Linked DNA regions of Homo sapiens: region 2 is linked to region 1. The links are chromatin loops, found by intact Hi-C in ENCODE. Cell type or tissue: HepG2. All regions are shown on one strand. Each heading gives the region's core, and the rest is flanking DNA. Links, peaks and the distances in the headings are about the cores only. Region 1 overlaps LOC107987435 (a long non-coding RNA gene). Region 2 overlaps PRH1-PRR4 (PRH1-PRR4 readthrough).

The links. Peaks named below come from ENCODE experiments on the same cell type or tissue, not always from the same donor. Only the 100,000 strongest peaks of a DNase experiment are listed, where the experiment ranks them.
Region 2: it touches region 1 in a loop (19-fold over the local background); 11 of 110 quality-filtered maps call a loop at or near these places.

Annotation. Positions count from the first base shown.
Region 1 is chr12:11,192,749-11,209,527 of GRCh38, forward strand. The region is part of intron 1 of LOC107987435 (a long non-coding RNA gene); the gene reads left to right. It also overlaps the pseudogene LOC100420583. Among named protein-coding and RNA genes, the nearest start is that of TAS2R42, 14 kb to the left of the region's middle. In HepG2, for the core only: a CTCF peak has its summit at 7,058 (motif pointing left); a DNase peak (open chromatin) is centred at 7,053.
Region 2 is chr12:10,861,013-10,877,791 of GRCh38, forward strand. All of the region lies in intron 7 of PRH1-PRR4 (PRH1-PRR4 readthrough), which reads right to left. Among named protein-coding and RNA genes, the nearest start is that of PRH1, 15 kb to the right of the region's middle. In HepG2, for the core only: a CTCF peak has its summit at 6,557; no DNase peak of the experiment used is centred there.

The sequences.
Region 1 (16,779 bases), core at 3,267-11,266:
AGAAAATGTGGCAGTTCCTCAAAGATCTAAAGCCAGAACTACCATTCGACCCAGCAATCCCATTACTGGGTATATACCCAGAGGAATATAAATCATTCTGTTATAAAGACACATACATGCAAATGTTCATTGCAGTACTGTTCATAATAGCAAAGACATGGAATCAACCCAAATGCCCATCAATGATAGACTGGTAAGGAAAATGTGGTACATATACACCATGAAATACTATGCAGCCATAAAAAAGAATAAGATCATGTCCTTTTCAGGGATACGGATGGAGCTGGAGGCCATTATCTTTAGCAAACTAATACAGAAACTGAAAACCAAATACTGCCTGTTCTCACTTATAAGTGGGAGCTAAATTATGAGAACACGTGGACTCATAGAGGGGAACACCACACACTGAAGCCTCTTGGAGGGTGGAGGGTGGGAGGATGAAGAGGATCAGAAAAATAACTATTAGGTACTAGGCTTAATTCCTGGGTGATAAAATAATCTGTACAACAAACCCCCACAACACAAGCTTACTTATGAAACAAATCTGTGTTTGTACCCCTGAACTTAAAACGTGATTTCTGGGTGTGTCTGTGATGCTGTCTGAAAGAGATTAGCATTTAAATTGGTTGACTGAGAAAAGAAGATCATCCTCAACAATGTAGGTGGGTTTCCATTCATCTCTGGCCCTACTGCTGGGTCTGAGGACCATTCTTGGGACAGATGTAATTTAAAGCTGACACAGTGTTAAATGGTTGCATGAGAACCAGGTCTTGGGTGCTTTGGACTCAGATCTTCATCATCTCTTGGGGGAGCATAGTAGAGCTAGATATCAGAGTTCCATTCTACTGATTTTTTTTTTAACATCAATCATGTTATATCTAGTGAACATGGCTCCTTCCACCTCCATCTGCTTCTGTTCATGAGAACCAAACTAACTTTTCTCTGGTCTCTCTCTAAGGGTATGTGTTAGGGTGTGAGGGCAAGTGATTGTCTCCATTGATTTATTTCTTGTTATTTCATAGGCATAAGGAAGGGGGATCTAATTACTATTGGCTCAAGGAGCCATATTTAAGAAAGCAAACATTGGTTTTCTAAGTGAGTCATACAACTTGCATATAGTTAATTTTAGTTAATTTTTAAAAATTGAGGCAACTCATACCTGTTATTGAAATCCAACTATTTTCAATGAATACCAAGGTACTGTAGAAGAAAATTCCAGTTATATAGGATAATATCTGCTTTACTTTTTCTCATCCTAACAAGTTTTGATAATTATAAATGAAATTTAAATTCTGTTTTACTGTGAATCAAGAGTATAAAATTCTACTCTGGGCCTAGGTGATAAACAAAAGCTTTATTAGCACTTATTTGGAAAATTCAGATAGGGCAAGGTCTCTTTAAAATAATATTGGCGTCTGTTATTGAGCACTCAGCATGTGCAAAGCACAGTGCCAGGCATTTTTATACATTGTGCCATTTAACTAGCACAACAAAACTTCAAAGTGGTGGCATTACAGCCATTTAGAAGATTAAAAAGTTTTCAGTCCTTTAATTAAACGTAACAGTTTTGTAATGGCTACAATGTGAAAGAATGAAGCTAATAATTGTGTGCTGTTGTCATCTGAAATGCAACTGGACACTGTCACTAATTTTCTTATATATATCCACTCTTCCGTGATTTATTTGCTGTGTGTATGAATGTAATATGGCCCAGAAAAGAACCATGGCTCTCTGTTTTTATCTAAATTTCCTTTTCTTTTCTTTATATATTTTGAGAAATATATTTTTATTTAACTATTTAAAAATGAATCATCATTTTTCAGAAGCTAAAATACACAGATGGGTACAAACATCTGTGAGATGTTTTGAGATAGGGTCTTGCCCTGTCACCAAGGCTGGAGTGCAGTGGCACAACCATGGCTCAGTCCAGCCTCAGCTGCCTGGGCTCAAACAATCCTCCTCCTCCTGAGTACCTAGGATTTTAGGTACGCACCACCATGCCCAGCTATTTTCTTCTATGTTTTGTAGAAACAGAGTCTTGCTATGTTGCCTAGACTGGTCTGAAAGTCCTGATCTCAAACAATCCTCCCGCCTCAGCCTCCTAAAGTGCTGGGATTACAGGCATAAGCCACTATGTGCAGCTAACTAGATGGATTTTTATATCAAATTTGGAGAGTATATTTGGTATGGTTTGCCTTAATATATAGACACATATTTTGCAAATATCCATATAACTGTTCATGGCAGTTGTTCATTTACTTATTAGTTTGTCTGATATTAAAACTTTCAGTCTTCTGTTATTTTTGTGTGCTTGTATGTGATACTTATATCCCTATCTCTTTTTTTTGTTGTTATAAATAGTTTATCGTTGGATTTGACTTCTTCATACAAATCCAGCTACAGACCACTTATGGGAGAGATGTAATGGAATTAAACCATTTGTAGTACTGATTAGTACATTTGATCTTATGATTGATATTTTATTTTTGTCTTTTCTTGTTTATTTTGCTTTCGATTTATTTTCTTTCCTGACTTTGCTGAGCTGACCAAGACTTTATACTGCCTTTTCTTGTCACTCCAGTGGTTAAAAAAAAAAAAGTTCTTACCCGTATTTCTAATCTACTAGTAGTTATCATTGAAGTGTTTATAAAGCGAATTAAATTCATAATTTTCAGTAAACATAGCAAATTTAACAAGATTGATTATAATACTCCTGCTCCAAGAGGACCTCATTTATTATAAAATTATTTTCTCCCAGAGCTCTTCCTAGCTCTTAGATTTTGTTGAAAACATCTAGAATTTACTTCCAAACTACTGCTGATGGTTCTTTACATTATTAGTCATATAATTCATTTACTTATATTTTTAAATAAAATTCAAAACCACATAAACAAAAATTGTTTAAACAAGTAAAAGTTTTGCTGGTTTGAGTGCTCACTCACCACTGCTGCTTATTTGCCATGCTGTGCCTTTTATTGGTTGTTTTATCTTGACTTGGCTCAATTTTTTTCAGGAAAGATGCAAGTGTCGCAGTATTTCTGAGCCATGGCATTGTCCATAAATGACTTGATTTTACCCTCACACTTCAATGATAAAATGGCTGAACATATAAGATTTACACTTGTTTCTCTTCAGAAATCTGTGAATACTACTTTATTACCTTCTAACTGGAGAAAGGAAACCTTTGTTTCTGCTTGTTGCCCATAGGTTAAAAGCTGCCTATGGTTATCTGAAATACAGTTCTGACAATTCTTTGAAAATTCACTGGTGCTCAAAGACAAAAACAAATAAGGTGAAAGTTTTTAAGTCTGTATATGGAGTTAAGGATTTCCTCTTTTTGCTACTTTGAAGCATTTTTAAATTGACACGGCAATCTTTAAAGGGCTTTTCTAACCTTGTTGTTTTCCATAATCAGGATAAATGAGTGACTTAATGGATAGGTAGGCACCTAGTGCCACTATTTTCCTCTTGCATAGAAAGTAGCTGATGGATGAAAGGGAAGTTCCCAAACTGTAGAGAAGGTGGAAGAAGAAAGCAATCATAATGTTCATGGCTCTCACATAGGCCTCTGTCCTGGGTCTCTGGAGCCAGTCGCCTATCACTACAGCTGTACAGTGTTTCCCCTTAGGGAGATAACAAACAAGGAACATTAGATAGGAGAAATGGTAAAGTGAATAGACAACTCCAGGTTAATGAGCATCTGGTCAACAGGAAGGTGGGCTTCATTCACACCGACCTTCCAATAGGAGTTTCTGTTATATTTTATATCAACATTGATCCAGAAATAATTTGATCTTAATCATTGAAATGATGGATATGTAGAAAAACAAGAAGATCATTAAGAATGTAAAAACAGCCCTGCTAATCCTCCACTTCAGCCAGAGGAAAATTGCATGGTGGAAAAGTGCTACTTTAAGCAAATAAAAAATACTGAGATATGAGGCTAACCAGATACCTAACTGCTTTGAAACTAATCTGAGAATGTCAAATATTGTTATAATTTTAATTAGGTTATGATTAACGGCATCTATATTTGGATAGTCATTATAAGTACATCTAATAGCAACACCCGAGCAAAAGTGTTCTGCATATGGCCAAGCTTGAGAGGATGAAATCCATCAAACAAATCTGGTTCTCAGCCCAGTCAATTAAGTTTGCCAATTAAATCCATCCAGTCCATGAATATTTTTTTTCTTTATTTGAGACAGAGTCTCACTCTATCACCTAGTCTGGAGTGCAGTGGCACAATCTCAGCTCACAGCAACCTCTGCCTCCTGGGTTCAAACGATTCTCCTGCCTCAGCGTCCCAAATAGCAGGGATTACAGGCCTGCGCCACCATGCCCACTAATTTTTGTATTCTTAGTAGAGACGGGTTTTCACCATGTTGGCGAAAACTCCTGACCTCAAGTGTTCCTCCCACCTCAGCCTCCCAAAGTGCTGGGATTACAGGCATGAGCCACTGCACCCGGCCAGTCCCTGAAATTCTTATTGTGAATTCCACCATGGTTACAGTCGTAGAGATACTTTACACTGCCTTTGTCATAGCTCCAGAAAGAACGCCCCACTTGAATTTGCAATGTAAGTTCTGAATAATCAAACATCGATTCACCAATCGTTTATTGTAGTTAATACATACATCTGTTATTTGGTATTCATAAATGTCTCCTACCCATCACTCTTATCTCTGAATCCTCAATCAGGAAGTACTCCTGTCCCTAAAATTCGACATAGTTTTCAACCCAAGTTCTACATATGATCTTCCAATATGCCCTTAGATTGTGATTTCCACATTAGATTGTGACTAAAATATGTTTCTCTTTACTAAAGATGCAAATTGAAGACAAGTAGTTTTCTAAATTTTGCATGCCCCATCTCCAAATGATGTAGATGTCTCAAGATGATTTACTGAGTCTTTAGCAGTAGTCTAATACAAAGACTATGCATCGAACTTCTAATGTTAGAAATATAAATGAATAAACTGAATAATTTTTATCACCATCAGTAAGGAATATGCAACAGACTAAGAGTCCTTTGGAAATGATTTATGAATTGGAGCAGTGTAATATTTATTATGTAGTGAGTTATGCAGATAAATATTTTTCAATGTTTACCTGGGTTCAAGAAAAAAGACATCAATTTTTAAATATAGACTGAACCCCTGCCATACCATGTGCTGTATTAGGCACAGTTTAAAGTCTCATATAAAGAGGATCATATCCGATAATAGCTGTAGGCAAACTTAGGTGGCAAAAGATGTCTTCTATGCCCTGTACATGTTGCATAACAAAAGAGAAGGAGATAGGAACCGTCTTCTCTCAATAAGAGAAGTATTCTATCACTGACTTGCAAATCTGTCATAATAATAAAAAGTAGACTAACTTTTCATTGATTGCATTACAGTTTTAAGTCCTTTATAAGCAATATGCTTCTTTATCATTTGTGCTTGAGACAAACAGCTTTTATCTCTATTCACCCTAATATCTGATGCCCCATTTACCTTATACCTGCCATATTATTAAAATTTTGTTTCTACCTTTCATTCTACATTAAGGCCACAGCAGTATATAGAGTAGTCATTAGGATTGTTGCTGTAAGATAATTGCATGATCTAAGCTAATTTCAGATACATTACATCTCTCACAGTAATAAAAATACAAACAAGAGTTGACGTTTATTGAACTCTGTGAGCAAAACACTGTTCAATCACTCTACATGTCTTATTTCATTTAATCCTCACAATAGTCCTAGTAATAGGTATCATCATTGTCTCCATCTTACACATAAGGGAACTGAGATACAGAGTTTCAGGAAATGGATATATATGCATGGAATTCCAGGAAATCTTTAAAGGTATCTCTTAAAATTACCATAATGATAAAACAAATATGTAATACTATATTAACTTTGGAAATTAAACATAACAGTTAATCATATAATGGGAAAGGAAATAATTTTTGCCAACCAAGCCAATCCAACAAGATCAAGAAAACTAGTGTTACTAAGTGCAGTTGCTCATGCCTGTGATCCCAGTGCTTTGGGAGGCCAAGGCAGGAGGACTGCTTGGAGCCAGGAGTCCAAGACCAGCCTGGCCAACACAGTGAGAACCCATCTATAACAAATTTTAAAAATTAGCCAGACATGGTGGCATGCTGTATTCATCCACTCTCACACTGCTATAAAGAAATTCCTGAGACTGAATAATTTATAAAGAAAAGAGGTTAAATTGCCTTATGGTTCCTCAGACTGTACAGGAAGCATGGCTGGGGAGGCCTCAGGAAACTTACAGTCATGGCAGAAGGCAAAGGGGCAGCAGGCACATCTTACATATCCAGAGCAGGAGGAAGAGAAAGAAGGGGAAGATGCCACACACTTTTAAACAACCAGATCTCATGAGAACTCTATCACAAGAACAGCACCAAAAGGAGAAATCTGCCCCCATCATCACTGCCATCACCAGCTGGGATAGTGGCGGCCCAAGCCACCATCATGTCTCACCTAGATTATTGTAGAAGCTTCCCTACTGGCCTCCTGCTGCTGAGCTAGCCCCTACAGAGTGGTCCCATTCATATGCAGGTCATATCATGTCAGCACCCTGCCCAAAACCCTCCAAGTGGTTCCTTGTATCACTCAGAGTGAAATCCAAAGCTCTCATTGCTGTTTGCAAGATCCAGCATGATCTGTCCACCACCCTCTACCTCAGCCCCCATCTGACCTCCTCACCAAGCACTCTCCCCTTCACCCACCCCTCCCCTGCCCCACTGCACTCCATGCTGTTTCCCAAGCATTCAGGGCCCCTCCAGCCTCAGGGCCTTGGAGGGATCTTCCCTCTGACTGAAATCCATATAGTCCCAATCTCAGTGACTCTCCAAACCCAAGGTCTGGAGAGCTGGATTCAGAAACAAGATAGCAGTATACAAAACTAAGAAGGCTGTCATAGCAGATTGTTTTTGGCTGAGTCTGCAGAGAGACCAGCTGGTGTGAAGCTCTGTGAGGACTGCAGAGAACAAAAATCAATAGGTAATCGCTTCTTGTAGCAATTCAGAATAACAAGTTGTGGGTCAGGAGTGCCACCTACTGACAATATTTTTAAGTTGCAGAAAAGGATTTTAGGAAAATTAAACTTTCCAAGGATGAATCTATAAAGCTAAATAAGTGACAAGATAAACTACCTCAAGTATTAAGAAGCCATAAGACAATTTCTCGTTTAAAACTATAATTGGAGCCAGGTACGGTGGCTCATGCCTGTAATCCCAGCACTTTGGGAGGCCGAAGCAGGAGGAGCACTTGAGGCCAGGAGTTCAAGACCAGCCTGGCCAACATGGAGAAACCCCATCTCTACAAAAAATACAAAAATTAGCTGGGTGTGCTGACACATGCCTGTAATCCCAGCTACTCAGGAGGCTGAGTCACAAAAATCTCTTGAATCCAGGAGGCATAGGTTGCATTGAGCTGAGGTTGCACCACTGAGCTCCAGCCTGGGTGACAGAGCAAGACTCTGTCTCAAAAAAATGAAAAACAAAAACAAAACAGACAAAAAAAGCAACAACAACAACAACAAACCCTATAATTTAGAAGCAACCTCTGATACAGTTTTTCTTAAACTCCAGCAAATATATTTATAAAGCCACAATAAAAGCACAAATCACAAGCATCTTGAACATCAACAATAGCTTGGACATATTGAAAAAAGATCTAGGAGTGAGTTTCATTGATTATGAGGAAAATTGGTTTTAAAATGTAATTTATTATAAACCTAGTTTTATCTCATTAAATAAACACTATTTGAAAAGCGGCAGAGCCATATTATTAATTCAGGCTGTTTTTAAACAAATATTTACTGAGCAAAGTGTTGGGATCTGTTACAGTTGCTGGTGGCCTCACAAGACACAAGTCAGACCAGGTCCCTGTGAAGGTGAAGTTTCTATCCTCCTTGATGAATGCATAAAATAAACAACCAAAGAAATAAAGTAAAAGTAAACTTTCAGATATGTATAAGGGCTTTGAAGGAAACAAAGCAGAATGCCTGGACGTACTAATTCTAAAGGCCAGAGGACTTTTTGTTTAGGGCAGTTGGAAAAAGCCTATTTGAAGAGAGAATGTATCAATTAACAGTTACAGCATAACAAACCACATCAAAACTCAGTGGCTTAAAACAACAAGCATGTATGACCGTTCTCACAGTTGATTCTGTGGGCTGGCTGGGCCCTTCCCCTCTAGGCCGGCTCAGTTGGGACTGTATGACCTTGAGTAGCCCCACTCACAGCTCTGAGGCCCAGCCAGGATAGCTGGAGATCCGTGGGCTCTCTCCATAAATGACAGCAGAAGAGTTCCCAGCAGCAAGACTGGAGGATGGGCTTATGGTAAGGGGAGATGAGTGGGAAGTCACAGACATTAATGGTGAATAATTTACACTTTTCATCTTTACATGATTAAAAAAATCAGTTAAACTACTGAACACATGGAACATGGATTTACTTATTTGATCAGTGTGTTAGTTTTTTTATTGCTGCTGAAACAACTTACTACATATTTACTGTCTTAAAACAATACAAATTTACTGGAAAGACGTCCTGTGTTCATGGGCTGGAAGATTTAATATTGTTAAAATGTCAGTACTACTTAAAGCAATCTAAAAATTCAAAATCCCACAACGTTTTTGCAGAAATAGAAAAATCTCAACTAAAATTTATATGGACATTCAAGGTACACAAAATAATCAAAGTAGGCAAAATAATCTTCATAAAGAACAAAGACACTCTCCAAGAAGATATACAAATGTCCAATAAACACATAAAAAGATGCTCAACATCACTAGTCATTAAGGAAATGCAACTCCACGGTAAGATACCACTTCATACCCATTAGGATGGCTTTATCAAAAGAAAGAAAAAAAGAAAAGAAAAAGAAGAGAAGGGAAGAGAAAAGAAAAGAAAAAAGAGAGAAAAGAAGGAAGGAAAGGAAGGAAGGAAGGAAGGAAAGAAGGAAAGAAGGGAGGGAGGGAGGGTGGAGGGAGGGAGAGAGGGGAAATAAGTGAGAGTGGCAGGAGGCAGCCAAATGCCTAGGCAGATAGGAGTGGGTACCCAGTGAAACCCCACCTCCAAGCAGAAGACAGTTTAAAGCCTGAAAGCCAAGCTACAAGCTGAATTTCAGATGGGATTGATAACTTGTCTTCCTGTTTGGTTCACTTTCCTCTGATTGATCCTCACCTTTCACCTGTTTTACATACACCTACCCTTTCCTAATTGGTTTTCTACACTGTTGTGCCCACTTATGAGTGGTGTCCTTGCTTTAACCATTTTGGCATACTCACAAACCAATCAGCGTGCACTCCCCATTCTGAATCCATAAAAAGCCCTGGACCCAGCCACGTGGGGGACTTCCCACCATCGGGTAGGGGAACCCCCACCCCAGCATCCCCTCTTTGCTGAGAGCTTTCCTTTTGCTTAATAATTTCTACTTCACTCACTCTCCAGTGTCTGTGTGCCTACTTCCTGGTTGTGAGACAAGAACTTGGACCTAGCTAAGCTAAGGAGCAGAAAAACTGCAACAGAAGGAAAGAGGGAAGGAAGGAAGGAAGGAAGGAAGGAAGGAAGGAAGGAAGGAAGGAAGGAAGGAAAGAAGGAAGGAAGGAGTATTGGCAAGCATGGAGACAAATTGGAACCTTTGTACATTGTTTGTGGGAATGTAAACAGCAAATGGTGCAGCTGTTGTGGAAAATGGTGTGATGGGTTCTCCAAAACTGAAACACAGAATTCCCATACAATCTAGTAATTCTACTTCTAGATATATACTCAAAAGAAATGAAAACAAGGACTTAGATATTTGCACACCCATGTTCATAGCAGCATTATTCACAATACCAAAAGGCAGAAACAACCCAAGTGTCCATTGACAAATGAATATATACACAAAATGTGGTATAAACATGGAATGGAATATACCCAGTCTTAAAAAGGAAGAACATTCTGACACATGCTACAACACAGATGGACCTTGAGGACATTACACTAAGAGAAATAAGCCAGGCACAAATATGATGCCACTTATATGAGGCACTTACAATAGTCAAATTTGTAGAGACAGAAAGTAGAATGGTGGTTGCCAGGGGATATAAAAGGAGGAAATATCATATCATAATATCATATAGAATTCTGGATTACATAAGTTCATCTCTTTGGGATATAACTAGGCAGAATCACTGATTCCATTTGCTAATTGCTAAGTAGTTTACCTCCAAGTGTTGCAATGATTTCCAAACATCCAAACATTGCTACTGGTTGAATCACTGAGGAACTTGCTAAAAATACAGATTATAGGGTCTAAACTATGATCTCATAAATCAGAATCTCTACAGTTAGGGCTTAAGAATTTTATTTTGTTTAAGATACCCCCAATCTTTATTCTGATGTAGCTGGTCCAGTAAGATTGACATTTCTTAATCAACACATTAGGCATCCCAGTAACAAAATACAACAATAACTTTGTGCATTAAGTTGGAAACCATGACAAAATTTTCATTTTAATATGATGGTTTTTCAGAATGAATGATTTCAGGATCTTTGCCAAAGTCTCATGCTTCTGTTTCCAAAAAGCCCCAGCAAATGTTTACCTCAACCCATTAAGTAGGCTAAGTGCCAATTAATAAATAGAGATGAAAGTGGCATGTGAAAAACCAAAACTTTATGGATAGGCACTGAGAATCTTCCTCTGTGGAGGACAAAGAAGATATTATTCTTCTAGGTCATTATAAACAGGCTAGATGGCCCTTAACCATATAAAAAGACATTTGAATTCACTTATAAGAGAAAAGCAAATTAAAACTGTGCCTCATTTGTCACGTTGGCAAAAAGTTCTAAAAGCTTGTCAACCTATTTTGTTAGTGAAATAAGAAATAAAAACATTCATTGCTGGTGTTTGCAAATCAGTATAATGCTTTTAGAGATGTTAAAAAACAAAATTTCAACAAACTGATTTCAAAGATTTAATTGGCTTTTATTATCAATTATGAATTGGGCTGCATTCCATCTATAAAACAGAAAAATGCTCCATGGGCATAGCAGAACGATTAATATGTGTAAGGGAGTTTGAGCAGAAACAAGGAAATAGCATAATACAACAAAGTGGATTGGTTAACTTAGGGTTACTTTCCTTGAAAGGGTTAAAACAAGGGGTACTTTCATATCATGCCAGCCTAGGTTTACTGGGACCTTTTTAACTGGTTACTGTGAATCTCCTGTTTTTTGTTTTTTTGGGGATTTTTTTTTTTTGGAAAATTTGGCCTGATGGGAGATTTTCCTGTTTTTTAAAGTTTCAGTTTGACTACATGGCTCTTGTCAAGAGTGACTCCATTTTGGTTTGTCCTGTTGGGGGCTAGTGCAGGAATTCAACCCAAAACAATGACCTACCATACATTTTATTTAACAGAAGGAAAATGAGTAATATTTAACAAAACTGCATGTGTGTTTATTTTTGATCCAGCATTTCTTCATCTAGGAATTTATTCTAAACATGTACCACTAACAAAGAAATAAGCATGGACAAACTTACTCATTACAGCATTGTTTGTACTCACAAAATATTGGAAACAACCTAATTGCCCATACATAGGAGAGTGGTTAAATTAACTATGGTATGTCTACGTAAGGAAGTACTAAGCAGCTATAAAAAAGAATGAGGATGATCTCTATGAACTGATGTGGAACGTTCTCTAGGGTACATTGTAAAGTAGAAAAAGCAAAGGGGAAATGCATATACGCCACCATTTTTGTAAAAAAAAAAAAAAAGAAGGGACATAAGAATATATCCATAAATATGCTTATTTTTGCATAAAGAAATACATGAGAGCTGGTCAGGCATGGTAGCTCACTCCTGTAATTCCAGCACTTTGGGAGGCCAAGGCTGGCAGATCACAAGGTCAGGAGATCTAGATCAGCCTGGCCAATATGGTAAAACCCCATCTCTACTAAAAATACAAAAATTAGCCAGGTGTGATGCTGTGTGCCTGTAGTCCCAGCTACTCAGGAGTCTGAGGCAGAAGAATCACTTCAACCCAGGAAGCAGAGGTTGCAGTGAGCCAAGAGTATACCACCACATTCCAGCCTGGGCAACAGAGTAAGATTCTGTCAAAAAAAGAAAAAAGGAAAAGAAAGGAAAAAGAAATACAGGAGAGCTAAAATAGATATTAATAAGATTGGTTACCTACAGGAAGTGGGTGGGAATGGAATTTAAGGGATTGAGGATTGGGAGAGTACACGATTTTACATAGTTTTGATTTGGGGGTACCATGTTAATGTTTCATGTACTCAAAAGTGCCTAAAATCAACAAGGATGGTAACATGAAATAAAGTAGAATTTTAAAACAAAAAAAAAACAAATAAACTTAAATATTGCAAATGAATAGCATAACCAAACTGAAAGAAAAAAGTAACTGACTTATCTTGCAACATAGTACTTGGACTATACTCCCCAAGTCTAAAGACAAAAAAAAAATACTAAATAAATATTAAGCTCTAGTTAATGTTATCCCCTACCCTCCAGTGATATGGATTAGCAATTCTAAAACTACTTTTTGATATTCTAAGGTGGGACAAATGTATACAGTCAGCCATGCATTTCTGTGGGTTTGTTTTTCTTTTTTAACCTTCACCAGTTTATTATAAAGGATATTACTAAGGATACAGTTGAAGAGATGCATTAATGGGGGAAGGAGCCTGAAGCTTCCACGCCCTCCCTGTGCATACTGCCCTCCTGGCAGCTCTCCAAGCCTGTCTTCTTGTGTTTTTGTGGAGGTTACATAGGCATGATTGATTAAACCATTGGCCATTGGTGATCAACTTGACCTTCAGCCCTTCTCCCCTCCCTGGAGGTTGGGGGATGGGGCTGAAGGTCTCAACCCTCTAATATTGTCTTTGGTCATTCTGGTGACCAGCCTCACTCTGAAGTTATCAGTCAATATAAGTATAAAAAAAAGCAAGCACTTTGGAGAGTACAAGGATTTTAGGAGTTGTATGTTAGGAAACTGGGGAGGAAGACCAAATGCATATTTCACAGTATCACATCCTCACATCTGCCAAACCTAATTGAACATCTGAGGATTTTGGTATCCACAGGGGTCATGGAACCAATCCACTGTGGACACTGAGGGATGACTGTAAATATATTAAGCATAATGGAAGCCAAGTTTCTTGAAGGGAACTGTAAATGTAGAAAGGGCAAGAGTAGCATGTGGTCTTGAATTGGAATTGAAGAATATTAGTCTGTTCTCACACTGCTATAAAGAACTGCCCAAGACTGGGTAAACTATAAAGGAGAGAGGTTTAATTGACGCACAGTTCTGCAGGACTGGGAGACCTCAGAAAACTTACAATCGTGGTGGGAGGGGAAGCAAACACTTCCTTCTTCACATGGATCTCATGAGAACTTCAGATCTCATGAGAACTTACTCACTATCACAAGATTTGCATGGGGGGAACTGCCCCCATGAGTCAATTACTTCCCATCAGTTCCCTCCCAAGACTTATGAGGATTATGGGAACTAAAATTCAAGATGAGATTTGGGTGGGTTTGGCTCAAGATGAGCCAGACCATATCATGAAGTTATCAGTATGAATTCAGTTTTTAATAGAGAAGGAAAAAAAAAAAATATATATATATATATATATATTTTATGTGTTTCCTAGCTCTGTCTGCCTAAAAGAAAGAATATCACAGTTAATAATGAGCACCTTTACCTCCCAGATACTGTTTTCGAAATAGCATTCTGCACTCTAAATAGATCCCAAAGGATCTAGGGATCCCTGGAAAAATAGCTGATTTCAGGCCTATGGCAGTAAAAGCACAAGCTAATTCTTGATTCTTTTTTGGGATGCAAAATAAGGATATACTATAAAAAAAAAAAAAAAAAGACTCAGGAGCCAGCTTGAAGCTCTCCCATTGGCCAAATGCAGGATAATTTGAACATTAATAGTATGAATATGTCATAATACCAATGAACTATAGAATTCCATAATTACATAGAATTCTAATAATTATAGAATTAATTTTCTCCAAATAAAATATGAAGCTAAAAATGCAAACTGGAATAAATGATTAAAGGAAATCTACTTTATAAAGCCAATTATTGAATGTTGAAGAAATGATACAGTTAAAAAATAACTGTTTCTTACAACTATCATAGTAATTAATAATTTGCTTAAACAAGAATCATCAATGGATGCTAAAATTAATAGGTGAAATTTTAATGCTAAGCAGAGTATTTGCATAGTCTCAAAGTTTTTCCCTACAAATTACTTTTAATTATAAACACGGAAATAGTAATTTTAAAGCAGAGAAACCTGACAAACTCCACATTAACCAAGAGATCAAAGCTAACATCACCAATATTGAGACAAACCAGTATCATCTACCTTCTGATACTGATTCACTGAAAAAGAAACAGTATCACTCTTGTGGTGTTTTTCAAAAAAAAGAAAAGAAAAGAAAAGAAAAACCTAAATCTAATCATGTGGAAATCTCAGGGATACACAAAATCAGGAGATGCTCTAAATAACAACTGGCATATCCTTCAAAAATGTCAAGGTTATGAAAGAGACAGGACGGCTGAGAAACTGATCCAGATTAAAGAAAACCACAGAAGCATGACAAATAAATGCATGGCATGACTCCAGATTGGATCCTGGACCAGGAAAAATAATTTGTCTATAAAGGGCATTATCAGGACAATTAACTAAATTTACATTTGACTGTGGATTAGATAATGAGTGGGTCCTGTGTTAAACCTAAACCTATTGCTTTTGATCATGGCATGTGACGATATAAGAGAATGTCTTTGTTCCAAAATATACACATCCAAGTATTTAGGAGTAAAGGAGCATCGTGTTGCAACTTACTCCCAAATGCTTTGAAAAATATATATGTGTATATGTGTGTGTGTGTGTGTGTGAGCGGGAGAGAGAACACAAATGAGATGGCAAATGGGGCAAACTTAACAATTAGTGAACCTGGGTACAGGCTAAGAGTAGTTATTCTTACTATTGTTGTAACTTTTCTGTACTTCTGAAATTATATCGGGACTAAAAAATTACCAAAAAGTTGTTTAAACATGACTGAACTAAATGTTTGCTATAATACTTCCTCAGTCTAAAATCCATATGGCTAGGATTCTGATTTTCACCTCCTTTTCCTAAAAGGAGTCAATGCAAGTATAACCAGACAGTGCGAGTATAACTGACAAAATATACTCCGAAGACAACAGAAGTCTCTCTATTCCTATTTTCTATTTTTTGAATTCAATGCGCTACAGATTTTGTGATTGCAGGCTTCAGTTTTCTCACTATATAATCCTAAATAACAGTGGAGGTACAATGTCACAACATAGCTCCTGCCTCTGGTATAATCAGCTATAGAAGAGAAACTAAGAGAAACTGCTGGCACTAAGAACCATAGTTTGAAAAACTGGCTTCAGTTTCAACAACCGTAATTTTTAAGCCTTTATGTGTTTATTTAACTCTCCCGTGCACTGAAAATTCCAGGTTTGGTATTAGACAAAATATCTCTGAATTTCCTCCATCATCCTGACCCTATAGACCAAATAGTTTAATACCAATGAAATATAAAATGTACATGTAGAAATGAACTAGAAATTTTTTATTGGAATAACTAATGTTTTAATTTATATAAATTGACCCAGAGAAGACTCTCATGGCCCAGGGTAAGAGTATTGTTTGATTTTTTTTAATTTCTAGTCAAATGTTTCCACTTAGCACAGTAATCTTCATCCTCAACTCTCATGGTAGAATAATAACAACAACAATAATAATAAATAGCATTGCCAGGCACTGTTCTAAGTGATTTACAATACTGATTAATTTAAGTCATTAAATTATTTTATGGGTAATGTAATTAATGTGTTCTAACAATCAGGCCGGGCACGGGGTGGTTCACGCCTTTAATCCCAGGACTTTGGGAGGCCCAGGTGCGTGGATCACCTGAGATCAGGAATTCGAGACCAGCCTGACCAACATAGTGAAACCCCATCTCTACTAAAAATACAAAAAAAATTAGCCAGATGTGGTCGTAGGAACCTGTAATCCCAGCTACTTGGGAGGCTGAGGCAGGAGAATTGCTTGAACCTGGGAGGTGGAGGTTGCAGTGAGCAAAGAGAGTGCCATTGCACTCCAGCCTGGGCAACAAGAGCGGAACTCCATCTCAAAAAAAAAAAAAAGTATTATAACACTCCTTATTTTATAGAAAAGAAAAACCAAAGCACACAAATGGTTAGGTAAGCTGCCCAAGGTCACAAAGCTAGTAAGGTTGGGTCTGGGATTCAAACACAGACCCTCTCGCTCCAGAATCTGGGTTCCTAATACTTGTAAAATGCCACATTTCAGGCATCAGCAAGACCTTTTGCATATTACTTTCTTTTTTATCTTCCACAGAAACCCCAATGCTTGACTAAGAGGCTGATATTTGCAGCTGAGTATATTGAATTCTTTCCTCCTACCTGGGGAACAGGCGCCCTCTGTGTCCTAAATGCCACATTCCCATTGTGCTTTGTGTCAGATCTAATAGACCAATCCCTGCACAATCAGGCAAGCCAGAGTCAGTGAACTGGATTTCTACTCTGTGCCTCCAGATCTTGATGTCTGCTGGCACTTTGCTTTGTTCACTCCTTTGGGAAAAGAATAAAAGGGTAGGGCAGGATGTTGAATACCATGGAAAGCAGTGGGTGGTGCCTGGAAGTGAGAACAGCTTCTTTACTACCTATTTCTCTGAACCTT
Region 2 (16,779 bases), core at 2,925-10,924, 330 kb before region 1:
AAAATTTCAGGATACAAAATCAACATACAAAATTCAGTAACATTTTTATATGCCCACAGGGAACAGTCTGAAAAAGATCAAGAAAGTATTCTTATTTACAATAGCTACAAGTAAGATAAAATACCTAGGAATTAACCAAAGAAGTGAAAGATGAAAAGTATAAAAGTATAAAACATTGGTGCAAGAAATTGAAGATAACACACTAAAATGGAAAGACATTCTATGTTCACGGATTGGAAGAATCAGTTTTGTTAAAATGTCCATACTACCCAAAGCACTCTGCAGATTCAATGCAATCCCTATCAAAGTATCAATGACATTCTTCACAGAAACAGAAAATACAATTCTAAAATTCATATGGTACCACAAAAGACTCAGAATAGCCAAAGCTGTCCTAAGCAAAAAGAACAAATTTGGAGGAATCACATTACCTGACTTTAAATTGTCTTAAATACTACAGAACTATGGTAACCAAAATGGCATGACACTGGCATAGAAACAGACATGTTTGGACTGTGAGCCTGGCCTCTATGAACCATCGTTTCAGCTCCTGATTGGTCCAGAGCCAAGGCCCTGGGCCAAGCTGAGTCACAAGTTCTCCAAGACAGCCCATGGACTAAGTGCATTCCTTCCCCTTCCCAGTCCATAAACACCCTGGACCCCAGCCTCATAGAGGGCAATCCATTTGGGTCCCTCTTTCCGCTGGCAGAGAGCTTTCTTCTTTTGTTTGTTAAACTTATGCTTTAACCTCACATTGTGTCTGTGCTTCTCAATCATCTTGGACGTAGGACAAAGAACTTCAGATATTATCTCAGACAATAAGAGACTGCTATCTGGGTCCGTTGGCAAAACTACAACATTACAACAAGAAAACTTTGGGGAAACTCTCCAGAACACCATAGTGGGCAAAGATTTCTTGAGTAATACCTCACAAGCACTGGCAACTAAAGCAAAATTAAAATTAAAAAAAAACTTCAAAGATAAAAATTATTAAAAAGAGAAAAGCATCCAGTCATATGTAAGGGAACTATCACCAGATCAAAAGAGAATTTATCAACAGAAAGTTTATAGGCTAGGAGAGAATAGTATGGAATATTCAAAGTTCTGGAAGAAACACTTTCAGTCATACATACTATACTCAGAAATGTTATCCTTCATAAATAAAGAGGAAATAAAATCTTTCACAGATAAGCAAAAGCTTTAGACTAACCTTACAACAAGTGCTCAAGGGAGTTCTACATCTAGAAGCAAACAGATGATAATCACTATTTTGAAAATACATAAATACTCACTGTTAGAGAAGACACACAAAGAATAAAGAGAATCAAGCCTTATTATTTCAGAAAACTAAAAGAAATGATAAACAATAAGAGAGGAAGAAAGGAAGAAAGGGACATATAAAACAACCAGGAAACAATGAGCAATATAGAAAAACCAAAACCTCACATGTGAATAATAACCCTGAGGTAAACAAATTAAATTCCCCATTTAAAAGATATATAAGTCATATAAAAGGGAACCTCCATTAGATTAACAACGAATTTGTCAGAAGAAACCTTACAGGCCAGGAGAGAATGAGATGACATATTCAAAGTATTGAAACAAAAAAAATCTTATCAGCCAAGAATACTATTTCCAGCAAAGCTATTCTTCAAAAATGAAGTAGAAATAATGGCGTTCCTAAACAAGAAAAACTGGAAATTCATCACTACTACACTGGTCCTACAAGAAATCCTGAAGGAAATTCTATACTTTAAAGCAAAAAGACAATATGGTCCATCACAAAAACACACACAAGTATAAAACTCACTGGTAAACCAAATACACAAATGAAAAAGAGAAAGGATTCAAATTTTACCACTACATAAAATCAACAAATGACAATTATAAACAATAAAAAATATAGAAAGGTAAAAGGACATATGAAATAACCAGAAAACAATTAATAAAATGACAAGAATAAATCCTCCGGTAGTAATAAGCTTGATGGTAAATGAACTAAAATTTTCAGTTTAAAGATATAGACTGGCTTAATGGATTTTAAAAAGCGTGACACAAGTATATGCTGCCAATAATAAAGTAAATTTCTCTGTAAAGACACATGGACTTAAAGTGAAGGGATGAAAAATGATATTCTATGCAAATAGAAACAAAAAGTGAGAAGTACTATACTTGTATCAGATAAAACAGATTTTAATTTTTAATTTGCAAACAGCAAAAAGACACAAAAAAGGTCATCATGTAAGATAAAGGGATCAATTCAGCAAGAGGGATAATACAATTCTAAATATTCAAACAACACTGGAGCACCCAGATATATAAGGCAAATATTATTAGACATAAAGGGGGAGATAGATTCCAACAGAATAATAGTGAGGGACTTCAATGCCCCATTCTCAGCCTTAGACACATAATCCAGAGTGAAAATTAAGAAATAAACATTGGATTTTAACTGCACTTTAGACATGTCTCAAAAAAAAGTATACGAATGTCCAGTAGGTATATAAAAAATGCTCAACATCACTCATCATCAGGGAAATGCAAATTAAAAACACAATATCATCCTTCTCCAGTTAGAATGGGTATTATTAAAAAGAAAAAAAAAACAGATGCTGGTGAGGATTCAAGGAAAAACTCTTACATACCGTTGGTGGGAATGTAAATTAGTACAGTCACTATGGAAACAATATGGAGATTTCTCAAAATAACTAAAAATGGAATGACCATATGATCCAGCAATTTCACTTCTGGCTATTTATCCAAAGAAACAGAAATGAGGACATCAAAGGGATACCTATATTCAAATGTTGACTGCAGCACTATTCACCATAGCAAAGATATGGAATCAACCTAAGTGTCCGTCAGTGGACAAATGGATTAAAAAAAAACAGTGGTATATATACACAATGTAATACTATTCAGCCATAAAAAAAGAATAAAATCATGTAATTTGTAGCAACATGGATGGAACTGGAGGGCATTATGTTAAGGGAAATAAGCCAGGCACAGAAAAACAAACAGTGCATGTTCTCACTTATGTTGATCACACAGAGGTAGAGAATAGAATAATGGCTACAAGAGATGGACCAGTGTTTGTGAGGCAGGAGGACAAGTATGAAGAGAGGTTCATTAATGGGTTCAAACATACAGTTAGAAGGAATAAATTCAAATATTTGATAACAGATTAGGGTGACTATGTTTAACAATATTTCAAAATAGCTAGAAGAAAGGACTTGAACAGTTCCCCAAACATAGAAATGATAAATACTCAAGATGACAGATACCCTAACTTGATCATTATACATTCTATATGCTTATAACAAAATATCATGTGTCCCATAAATATGTACAAACATTATGTATCAATTTTTAAAAATCAGGATTGATAGCTTTACTGCTGAATTCTACCAGACATTTAAAGAGGAATTGATACTAATTATCCTGAAACAATTCCAGATATTGCAGAGGAAGTAATACTTCCAAACGCATTTTACAAAGCCAGCATTACCCTGATTCCAAAACCAAAGATACAACAAATAAAAAAGCCACAAGCCAACATCCCTGATGAATATCAATGCAAAAATTCAACAAGATTTTAGCAAAGTGAACGCAGCAGCACATGAAAACGATCATTCACTATGATCAAGTGGGTTTTATTCAACATATACAAATCAATAAATGTGATGCACCCTATTAACAAAATGAAGGACAAAGGCCATATGATCATCTCTATAGACACAGAGAAAGTATTTTATAAAATTCAATATCCCTGCATAAGAAAAGCTCACAAGAAATTAGACACACAAGATATGTACCTCAACACAAAAAGGCCATATATGACAAACCCACAAGTAACATCATGCAGAATAAGGAAAGGTGAAAGATTTCCTCTAAGATTAGGATAAAGATAAGGATGTTCACTTTCATCACTCCTATTCAACATAGTATTAAAAGTATTAGCTAGATATACTAGGCAAGAGATAGAAACTAAACAAATTGAAATTGAATAGAAGGAAGTCAATTGTTCATCTTTTCGGATGACATGATCTTATTTATAGAAAACTCTAAAGACTTCAACAAAAAACTGTTAGAATAAATCTGGTAAAGTTGCAGAATAGAAAATCAATGTACAAAAATTAGTAGCATTTCTGTATGCTAATGGTGAACTATATGAAAAATAATTCAGAAAACAATTTCATTTACAATAACCAAAAAAGAATAAAATACTTAGGAATAAACTTAACCAAGGAGATAAAAGATCTCTAATACTGCAAACTATGAAACATTGATAAAAGAAATTGAAAAAGATGCAAATAAATGAAAAGATACTCTATGTTTATGGATTGGAACAATTAATATTGTGGAAGTGGCCATACTAATCAAAATGATCTTCAGATTTAATGCAATCCCAAACAAAATACCAATCAGCATACTTCACAGAAATAAAAAAAGCACACACATATTTTCCGTCTTTGAGTAATGTATGCTCTGAAAGGGGAAAAAGGCATTGAGATACAAAAGCACATTATAAGATAGAAAGCTCTATGTGCCATTTCCTGTCATTTACCTTGATATTAGATCCAGGAAACTCTCTCTATTTTTAGGCCAAATTATTAGCAAACTTAATTGCCCTTCGCCATGTAATTTAACATAAAACACAGGTTCTGGGAATTAAGATGTAAACATCTTTGTGAGGCCTATATTTTCCTCCTGCAGAGAGAACAGGTAATCTTACATCTCTCAAATTTGTTTCAGTTGTGTATGGAGACAGCTATCCCTGATTTGGTAATGTTTAAACTAGACTTTTGCAAAAGGATATGTATGAGTTTATATAAAATTTGATAGTATTGCATGTATTTATACTGTGCAATATGTATATGCAATAGTTTAAGTGACAAAACTAAGTGGTACAAATTTACCTTGAGGTTGGCTGCATTTGTAAGTTGGGGCAGTCACTTCTTTGGAGTGTTGTGCAGACTTGGGAATGAGAAGCTGTAGATTTCATTCTAACTCTGCCACTTACAGCAGGACAACCACTTGCAAAGCCCAGCTTTCTCTATTAAAATAAGACCCTAAATCTTCCCAACACCAATAATGAAGATGACATTCTCAGATCAGGAAAATGAAGGGTTCTTCAGAAGGATCATCACTGTGTCAGGGGCAGCAACTGGAGATCTGAACAAAATAGCTACCTGGGCATCCAATCCCTCTACTGTGAAATGCATGATTCTCCAGACCTTTTCCAACACGCATAGAGCTTTCTGATCGTTTTAGTGCCTACTCTTAAGTATGAATTGAATCAAAGGTTGACCAGACAATTGAAGAAATTCTCCATCAAATGAGACTCAAAGAATCAGAACAAAGTGTAATTCTGAAGGAAAAGAGGTAAGATAAACAGCAGAAGAAACGTTTACAAGACTATAATTAATATATTCTGATATAACCATAAAACATAAAAGGATGCTATCAAATAGAAGATTGACCAGAGAACACAAAAGAATATGAGCAATTGTAAATTAAATTGATAAGTTCAATAAAATGTAAAGTTAAGGAAATCCCCTATGAGGTAGGGCAAAAAGGCAAAGATATGGTCCATAATGTGAAGACAATTAAAAAATTCACCCAACATGAATTTTAGAAAAAGAAAACAGAGTATATATTGGGAAAGACATTATCAATTAAATACTGCCATACATTACCCAGAACTTATGGATAATTCTCTCCATAATGAAAAAAGCCATTGATTATCTAAAAGACCAGATTTAACATTTTCAGGCCCCAGTGCAGGAAGACAAATGGAGGCTCACATACTCTATCTCTGAATAACCATACATTATAAAGTAAAATCGACCCTAGGTTCAGGTTAGGTTTCCATCCAAGTCCTGAAGCCTGTCCCTTGGAGACTGCCCTTCTAACCTGGCCTAGAGACAGAAGAATCATGTGTTTCCCTGCACCAACACTGACTGATCCTGCAAGCTGAGAGGTGGGAAAATACGGAGTGGCAGGGCTGTCTGCTGGAGCAGTGGGCAGGAGCTGAGATGAGGCCCAGCACTGACCTGGCCAAGAGACAGAAGAATCATGTGTTTCCCTGCACCAACCCTGACTGATCCTGCAAGCTGAGAGGTGGGAAAGTATGGAGAGCCTCTAATGAGTTTTCAGTTCAGCAAATCTAGTTACCAGTCCCCAGATTTCTGTTTGATTTTTCAAAATTATTTCAATCTCTGTTAAAATTCTCTGATAAATCAATAAATTGCTTTCCTATGCTATCTTGCAGATATCTGATTTCCTTAAAATTGTTATTTTGAATTCTTGATCAGAGAGCTAACCAACTGTCATGTCATTGGGGTCAGTAACTAGTTTGGTACCTTTGTCCTTTTGGGAAGGCCATGGCTCTTTGCTTGCTGTTGTTTCCTGTGGGTATACTTCTATGTCTTTCCATAGAAGGGTTATTAATTAATTCCAGTTTTTCAGGTCTGGGTTGTGTTTGTTGTTATTGAGTCTATTTGCTTGGCAAATCCTCACTGCTGGGCTGTTGCCTCCCTTTTGACTCTAGGTGGTGTCTCAACCTCACTTTTACCTTGTCTTTAGTAAACGGTTGGAGTATTAACTGTCCGAAATGGGAAATGTCCCAAAGGAATTACCCTGGAAGTATGAGAAACTTGGCTAGGGGTTATGGTCTGGTGACCTAAGGAATGTACCTCCTAAAGCATGGTGCTATTGAACATCTACCCTGATTTGGCTTCTCCTTTGGCCAAGTTATGAACAGTGTCCAGAACTGGAGATGATCTTCCCTCCTCCCTATTTTGTCTCTTGCTCTCTTCAGGAATATTCCTCCCTGAGGACAGAGAATATTCATCTTCCCTAAGGGAGTCATAATGCATCTCATGGGCTAAGGAAGAACAAGTTTCTTGCCAGGGAATCCAAGGTGGTAAATAATCTGTTTGAGAACATCAATTTCACTTTATTCACTCTAAAATCCATGAATTGGGGGAGATTCTCTGCATGTGTGGTGCCAGGAAGAATAGGAAGGAGGGACATCATGGAGGTGGAAGTCCCATCTCCTACTGTCTTCTTGATGATTTTCCACTTCTCTTTGGCCCTGAGAACCATCTCATTTTCATACTTGAGCTATGTATTTTTCCTGACATAGATCTCAAAGCTCTATATTTGTTTTTGGTATTCTGTTTGTTGGGGTAGTAAGTCAGCTTGCCTCTACAGCAACACTTTGGAACTAGTGGGTAGCTATTTTGTTGAGACAACCATATGCTATCTCTGAAACCACACTGACCCTTCAGAAAATTCCTCCCTCTTCCTGACCTGCAAGAATAATAATCACTGCCGACACTTTGGAGCTGGTCTGGGTTCATCCCATTCCATCCAGCACTGCTGGCACCCATGTACTTCTCTGATGGGTCTGAGGACAAACCTACACAGCCTGTGCCAAGACCATTGCCAGTACGTACCTGCATGTGACACCTTGGATTCTTAGGACTGGCCTACATAGGCCATTGCCATCACCATTACCACCAGCACATTCAACCTGGAAGCCTGAGGGTTGTCTTGCTACTGCTATTGCTATCACCCATGCCAGGCACATTGCACAAAGTCTCAAGAACCACTCACTCACCAGGCCCACCACTGCAACTTCCAGCACCACAGGAAACTCCCTGGAGGTACAATAATTTACCCAACTGAAACTGTGGATATTGGTGTCAATGTTTGTTGTCTGGAGGCTCAAAGACCGGCATGCTCATTCCACTGCTGCCACTAACATGTGTTGCAGACTGGCCCATCTAGTACCCCTGTTCCCATCAAAACCTCACAAAAACTTTTACTAACAACCTCAGTCTTAGCAACTGAGGAAATCACAGACCACTGATCCCGACTAGAGACAAAGAAACCATACAGATATTATGCTAGTGTATACACCCAGAATCAAAGCTAAAGTGCTGTATGCAACCAACACTACAGATATATCTATAGAAAAAATAGTGTTCCCCTATGAAAGCCAATCAAGAAGAGGCTGTTACTCCAGACGTGCATATACTAATATAGGGACTCAATAAACATGAAGATGCTAGAAAACATGACACCCCTACAGGACCACAATTATTCTTCAGCAGGAGATTGCAACAAAAATAAAATCTATGAACTTCTAAAAAATTCATAAATATGATATCATAGAAGCTTAGTTAAATATAATAGAGCAAAGATAATCAATACAAAAATCTGAAAAAAATCAGAATATGAATAAGAAATTCACCAGATACCTAGATGTCATGAGAAAGACCAAACAGATATCTTGGTAGTAAAGAATTCAATGAATAAAGTAAAAAAAAAAAAATATTTTCAAAAGCTTCAACGATAGACTAGGTAAGGCAGAAGAAAAAAATTCACCACTTGAGGACTAGATTTCTGAAATAAACCAGATAGAAAATATAATAAATCATCTAAATAAAGCCAGTATTCAATATAACATACCATGTAGTTACCAAAGGTTTGATTCTGAGTATTCCAGAATACTCAAGAAGAAGAGATGGGCAGAGGCATGACAAAAATTTTAAACTAAGCACATGTACCCTAAAACTTAAAGTATAATAATAATAAAATAAAATAAAAAAAGAAAAAAAAATAATAGCTGAAAATTTGTCAAGTCAAGTCTAGCAAGAGATTTAGACATTCAAATAGAGGACCTCAATGATACTCAAATTGACACAACCCCAGAAGTCCTTCTCCAAGGCATACAGTGGTCAAACTGTCAAAAGCCAAAAGTCGTTAATTCTAAAAACAGTAAGATAAAAGCATCGAGTCATGATAATGGAACCCTCATCAGATTAACAGTGATTTTCACTGTATAAACTGTGAAAGAGAGATAAAATCATATATTTAAAGTGTTCAAAGAAAAAAAATCTGCCAGCCAAGAGCACTATCTTCAGCACAGGCGAACTTCAAAATGAAGTAACAATAAAGTTTTTCCCTGAAAAGCAAAAACAGAGAATTCATCACCACAATGACTGCCCCACAAGATATGCTTAAGGGAATTCTGCTCCTGAAAGCAAAAGTACAATATCTACCGTCATGAAAACACAAAAAATTTAAAATACTCCCTAGTACAGCAGACAAATGAAGACTTGAAATGATTTAAATTTTACTATTATAGAAAAATACTAAACCACAATAATAAAAAGTGAGAGAAAAAGAAACAAAGTATATGTAAAACAAACAAAAACAAATAACAAAATGAAGTAATTTCTCACATATGAATAATAATCTTGATTGAAAATTGATTAAATTCTCCACTTGAAAGACATAGACTGGCTGAGTGAATTTTTAAAAAATATCCTAACTATATGCTGCTTACAAGAAACTGACTTCACCTAATAAGACACATATAGACTGAAAATGAAGGGATAGAAGAAAATATCCCATGTAAACAGAAACAAAAACAAGTCGAAATAGGTATATTAACATCAGATAAAATAGACTCTATGTCAAAAACAGTAATGAGAGAAAAAGAAGGTTATTATTTAAGAATAGAAAGATCAATTTAGCATGAGGATATAACAAAACTAAATATATTCCCCCAACACTAGAGTATACCTAGATACATAAAGCTATCATTATGACATCTAAAAGGATAAATAGATTCCAATACAATAGTAGTGTAAACTTTAACACCTGACTCTCAGCATTAAACAGATTATTTAGACAGAAAATCTACAAAGAAATATTGGACTTAATCTTAAGAATAAGGGGACCCAATATACATTATAGACATTTTTATTTAACAGTGGCAAAACATACCATTTTTCTTATTAGCCTGTGGAAGATTTTCTAATACAGACCGTATGTTAGGCCACAAAACAAGTCTCAGTACATTTTGAAAAAGCAGTATACTTTATTTTCATATACCACAATGGATAAAACTAAAAATCAATATTAAGAGGAACTTTGGAAATTGTAAGAATACATGGAAATTAAACAACATGCTCCTGAGCAACCACTGGTTCAATGAAGAAATTTAGAAGAAAATTAAAATGTTTTTGAAATATGACAATGTAAACACAACATACAGCACAAATAGTGCTAAGAGGGGAGATGCTCTGAATAAATTCTTTCATCCAAAAGTAGAGAGATTTCAATTAAACAACCCAGTGATCCACCTGAGGGAACTAGAAAACTAAAAACAAACTGAACCCCAAATTAGTGAAAGGAAAAATATAGTAAAAATAAGAGCAGAACCAAACAACTAGAAACTAAAAAAAAACAAACCCAAACTCAATGTAATGAAAAGTTGGTTTATTGAAACAATAAATAAAATTCCTAAGTGTCTAGCTAGGCTATACTATATATGTGTGTGTATATATATATATACACACACACACACGTATATATATATATGCTATACTATATATATAGTATAGATATTGTGTATCTATACATATATAAAAATATATATATAGACAGAAAAAACTGAATGAAACAAAATCAGAAACTAAAAAGAAGATATTACAACTTATATCATAGAAATACAACTGTATATTTTGGACAATAATACACTAATGAAACCGTATGTTTTGAACAAGTATACACTATAATTGAACACCATGGAAAAAGATTAATTCCCTGACATATACAACTCACACAAAATGAGCCAGGAAAGAAGGGTAAACCTGAACAGACTAATAATGAGTAAAGAAATAGAATCAGTAATAAAAACGAAATCTCCCAACAAAGCAAAGTCCAGGCCTAGATGGTTTCACTGATGAATTCTACCAAACTTATAAGGAAAAAGGAAAAGCATTCCTCATCAAACAATTCCAACAAATTCAGAGAAGAGAATACTTCCTAACTAATTTTACAATGCCAGGAATACCCCAATGCTAAAAACATACACGAACACAACAACAATAACTATAACAAAAATTAGAGGTCAGTATTTCTGATGAACACAGACACAAAAATCCTCAAGAAAATGTTAGCAAACCAAATCTAAGAACACATCAGAAAGATAATTAGCAATAATCAAGTGGTATTTATCCCAGGGATGCAAGAATGGTTCAGCATACATGAATCGATAAATGTGGTACATCACATTAACAGAATAAAGACAAAACCAAATAAGCATATGAATAGATGTAGGAAAAAGCATTTGATAAAAGTTAGCATCCATTTATGATAAAAGTTCCCAACGAACTACACAAAGAAGGAATATACCTCTATATAATGTAACCACATGTGACGAACTCACACCTAACATACAGAATGGGGAAAACTGAAAGCCATTTCTCTAAAAACTGAAATAAGACACCACTCAGTCAACATTTTACTTTATGTCATGTCCTAGCGAGAAGAATCAGGCAAGCAAAAAAAATAAAAGCCATCCAAATTGGAAAAGAGGAAGTTAAATTGTTCCTGTTTGCAGACGACATAGTCTTATATTAGGAAAAACACACTGGGGCCTTTCAGAGGGTAGAGGGTGGAAGGAGAAAGAGGATCAAGAAAAATAACTAATGGTACTAGGCTTGATACCTGGGTGATGAAATAATCTGTACGACAAACCCCCATGACACAAGTTTACCTATGTGACAAACATACAGTTGTACGTCTGAACTTAGAATAAAAGTTAAAAAAATTGTTAACATAAAAAAAGAAAAATCTAAACTCCACCAAAAAAATTTAGGACTATTCAATAACATTGCAGGATAAAATATCAATATGCAAAAATTAGTAGCATTTCTATATACTAGCAATAACCCAGCAGGAATGAAAAATCAGCTATGAAATTCCCTTTACAAAGCTATAAAAAATTAATTACTCAGTAATACATTTAAGCAAGCAGACTGATGTTTACCAGCTATATGACTGAAAATGTCAGGCAATCATATTGAGCTTTTGTTTTTTCATCTGAAGAGTAAACATAATGCAAGGAATTATTAAAGGGCTACCATAGGAATAAAAGAGCTAATGGTATAAAACATTATTAGTATTATTAGTATTGCATAGTATCTATGCAATAGTGTAAGTCAGAAACTGAAATGGCAGAAATCTACTTTTAATAACCATTTACATTTAATGTAATTATTGGTATTTTTGAGCCATTTTTGTTTTTCATATTTATACTACTTTTGATTGTTTTTCTTTTTCCTGATCTATGGATTCCTTGAAAATGTTTTTTGATTCCATTTTAGTTGATCTGTAAATTTTTTGCGTGACTCTCTGTACAGCATTGTTAGTGGTTGCTCCGTGTTACATTATGCATACATAGCTTTTCACAGCCTAGTGCTGTGCACATTTTACCCTATTCAGTAAAATATGGAAACCTTGCTTTCCTGTCTTTTTAACTGCTCCCCCTTTCCCACTGTTTGTAACAGAATCATATTAAATATATGTCTATGTGCATTTAGTGCCACAGTAAATTTTGTCATTTTTGCTTTGACATAAATTTATTGTCTTCCAGGTTTGCAGCTCAGAAATCTGAACTGGGTCTCACTGCGTTAAATCCATGTCTCAAGGCTGAGTTCCTTCCTGGAGTCTCTAGAAGAAAAGCTCATTATCTTGCCACATTCCTTGGCCCTCTTCCATCTTTAAAGCTAGCAATGGCCAGTTGAGCCATTTGAAACTCATGCAGAAAACGTGAGAAGAAAGATATTTTGTGTTTACCTACTTTGTATTTCCAATTTTTGTTTTTGGCTTGTTGTCATTGTTGTTGTTGTTGCTCATTCTTGTTGTTGTTGCTCATTCTTGATGTTCCAGAAAAATCCTATTCTATTTTTTCCTTTATGATTAGTGACCTTCATAGAACCATTTTATAAGATAGGTCTGTTGGAAAGAAATTCTCTTAGATTTTTTTTTCTGTCTTCTAAGAATGCCTGTATTTTCTCTTTATTGATGAGTAGTTATATTGGACATAAACATCTGGTTGACATTTTTTTTCTTTCAGCACTTTGAATATTTTAGCTACATCCTATTGGTTATTCTGCTCTCTGGTAATAACACCACTGTTACTCACATTGTGTTTTCCCTATAGCTATGGTGTCATTTGTTTCTTGCTGCTTTCAAAACATTTTTTTTAGTTTTTAGAAATTTGACTACAGTGTTGCTTGCATGGATTTTCTTGGGTATATTCTGGTTGGCAGTTGCTCATCTTCTTGCATCTGTAGGTTTATGCCCATTGCAAGTTTGGAGAATTTTCAGCCATTATGTCTTTGAGTTCTCTCTCAATAGCATCCTCATTGTTCTTCCCTTCTGAAGCTCAGATTTTATCATTATCACATTATTTGTTATAACCTTTCTTGTTCATAACAGTATTTAAAATTTTACCCTGTGTTCGAGTATACAGTTTCTATTAATCCAGCCTCAAGAATACTGACTCTTTCCTCCATCATTTCCTTTCTGTTAGTGATCACACCAAATAATATTTTATTTAATTTTTTACACTACATATCTCAGTATCAAAATTTCTATGTCATTATATTATATAGTTTCTTTTTTCTGCTGGGAATTTTTTTTCCATTTAAATTGAGAGTGTACACATTGACCTCATAATGGATGTTTGTAACACCTGCTTCAGTGAGATTGAAAATCTCACCGTTTTAATATCCAGATTGTTTCAAGGTTATCATCTCTTGATTATTTAACTCCTTGAGAATTGGTCGATTGTTTCTGATTTTATAAAGTATGTTGAGTAATTTTCTATTTTATCCCACACACAGGACTTTCTCTGTTTACAGTACACAATAAGTTCAATGAAGGAAGTTTTGGACATTGGAGGGTAGAGGCCTTCTTGCTTAATTGAGATCCACTCACTGGTTCAGATAGCAGGGGATTTTGTCCCACTAACATTTTTCTACTTGGAGCTTCTGCCTGGATGATCCTTTATGGCTCTTACGAGATAAAACTATAAGTATATTTAACATCATAGCATACATAGTGTGCACTGAAGGGGTCCCAAAAAATTCCTATTCACAAAGTCTTTTTTAGTTTTCTTTTGTGCATCATTTGCTCAAATCTCAATTGAATTTGAGGACTTCATTTTCCTTTCTTCCCTACAGTAACAACACAGTTTAACACCTGCTTAATTAGAGTCTATTACAGTACCCGGGTAGGCCTGCTGTCTTCTGACTGGGGATTTATAGAAAGTGGATAATACGGCTGAGGTAAAATCAACGACTACAGGCCTGGCGAAATGGCTCATGCCTGTAATCCAACTACTTTCAAGGGCAGAAGTGGGAGAATTCCTTGACACAAGGAATTTGAGATATGCTTGGGCAACATAGTAAGACCCAGTCTTTATAAAAAAATTACAAAAGGATCCTGGCTCGGTGGTTTGCACCTGTAGACTCAGCTATTTGGGAGGGTGAGCTGGGAGTATAGATTGAGCCTGGGAGAGCAAGGCTACTGTGAGCCATGATTACGCCACTGCACTCCAGCCTAAGAGAGAGAGCAAGTCAAAGTCTGAAAAAACAACAATGAAAACCACCCAAAAAACAAAAAAGACTAGGGCCACCAAAAAGGCTTTCTTTTTCACTTGACTTCTTGCTCCAGGGTTTACCTTTTTAAAGTGCACCTCCCAGTGTCTAGGGAGTCTACAGACTTGGAGTCTCTTCCTTTCTTGCCTCGGTATCACAAGTGGCTCCATCCTATATCCTTCAGCACTCCTTCCCCATTTCCCACAGAGCCAAGTAGAATAGTGATTTGAACACATATAAGCAATTTTAATCCCTACCCTCCTTGATGCTTTACAAAATTTTGGGATGGATCTGTTAAGCTTTTGTCTCATTTGAGTCAGGGATATCTCAGGCCCAGCTCAAATCCTTAAAGGAACTGAGATCAGAGTAGAGGAATAGAAGTGATAAGGGAGATATGTATAAAGTGTCTTCATGCAAGTAAACAAGACACATTTAATTTCAAATTCAAGCAGTGCAGACATTGCTCAAAACCAATTGAATAAACATTTGAATTTTAGGTCTCCCCAAAGGTCTACAACAGTGATGGAGTATCTTTAATTCTTCTACCTCTTGTTCTCTATGGAAAAAAGCAAATGTAAAGGTGTCATTTGGTAAGTTTGTTTCAATTCTACCATCAGATACTCAGTTTTCAACCATTTCCCTATCCTACTCATTAATGAACAGCATAAGGGAAATTTTCATACATTTTGGTCAACATACCAGCTATTGGTGTGTCCTTTTTACATTAACTGAAGAATAATAAATAGTCTTTACAGATGTTACGAGATTACAAAACAAAAAGCATCCAAAGGATCTAAATTAGGGTGTAATGTGGATGCCTAATGGTTTTCTATCAGAACTCTCACCAATTGCCCTGTCTGATGAGAGAAATGAGCAGGAGCTCTGTCGTGGTGAAGGACTCTGCTGAAGCTCCCCCAGGCATTTCTCTACTAGAGTTCTGGCTTTCTCAAAATATTCTCAGAATAAGCATATATTGTCCTTCTCTGGCCCTTCAGAAAGTCAATAAGCAAAATGCCTTGAGCTTCCCAATAAACTCTTACAATTACCTTTGCACTTTCCTCATCCACTCTTCTTTGACTGGACCACTTCCACCTCTTGGTAGCCATTGCTTTGATTGTGCTTTGTTTCATGATTGTACTGATAAAGCCATGTTATATCTGCTGTCACAATTCTTTGATGAAATGCTTCAGGATCTTTATCCCCTTATTTAAATTTTCAGGGAAGCTTCTTCTCTTGTCTGTAGCTGCTCTGGTTGCCATAGTTTTGGCATCCACAGAGTGAAAAATTTGCTCAACATTAATTTTTCAGTTAGAATCATGTAAGATGAACCAATTAAAAAACATGAAGGGTTGGCTATTGTTTGTACTCTTAATCTTCATTCCTCTTCTATCATGGTATCAACAAGATACATTTGATATGAATACTCTGTCACCGTAGACTTGAGGTTCAGCACCATTTCATCCCTTCTTGAAATAACATATCTACTTGTGAACTGCTGATTTCTTCAGCCATTATCCATATGAACTTTTCAGAAAGCATCAGTGGTTTTACCTTCTTTCATGCAAGCTTAACCATAAATTTTCTCTTTGTTTTCACTTTAATTTTAGAAAAATGTATTTTGCTCTTATAGGGGATGTTTTGAAACTCCTGTCTTATTTTTCATTATTCCTTGAAATAGCTCCTATTCAGACATCTTACAGCATATCAGTTTAGGTTCATTTTGATGCCAAAAAATGTGGAATCCTTTTATGGTATTTCTTAATATAACATACATTTTCATGAACTTTTTAAAGACCTACTACATTACAGGAAGGCCTTTCAATAATATAAGAATTGCTACAGGTAACATTGAATTTTCTAGTTGATTAGGCAGATTAACTTTCTGTTTTTCTGCTGACATAAATAGTGATGTGGGTTGAGAAGGAATATAATACCAGTGGTCAAATATTCTGCAGCTATGTGGAAAGTCAAACAGTTGCAACTAAGTGTCACATGCTTTAAGGGAGTCATAGAGTAGCTGCTTGGGCCTAGCAGGTACCCTGATGTTAACAGGATGATTGTCTCTGGTTTCACCAAACATTACTTCAAAAGAGTTACTGGACATGAGCAGTTTTGCCTAGGTAGCTTACAGTAGACCTTCAAGTAGGTAAGGAAGGTCAGAGAGAATGAGCAGAGGTGAATGCCAGTCAGATGTGCCTCTTTGAGTGGGTAGCTGAGGAAGTTCCAGTCCTGGTGGGAGGCAGGCTTCTCCTTGTCTCCTGAGTCCAGGAAGAGAACAGGTGATGCTTCCATATATCACTCAACTCAC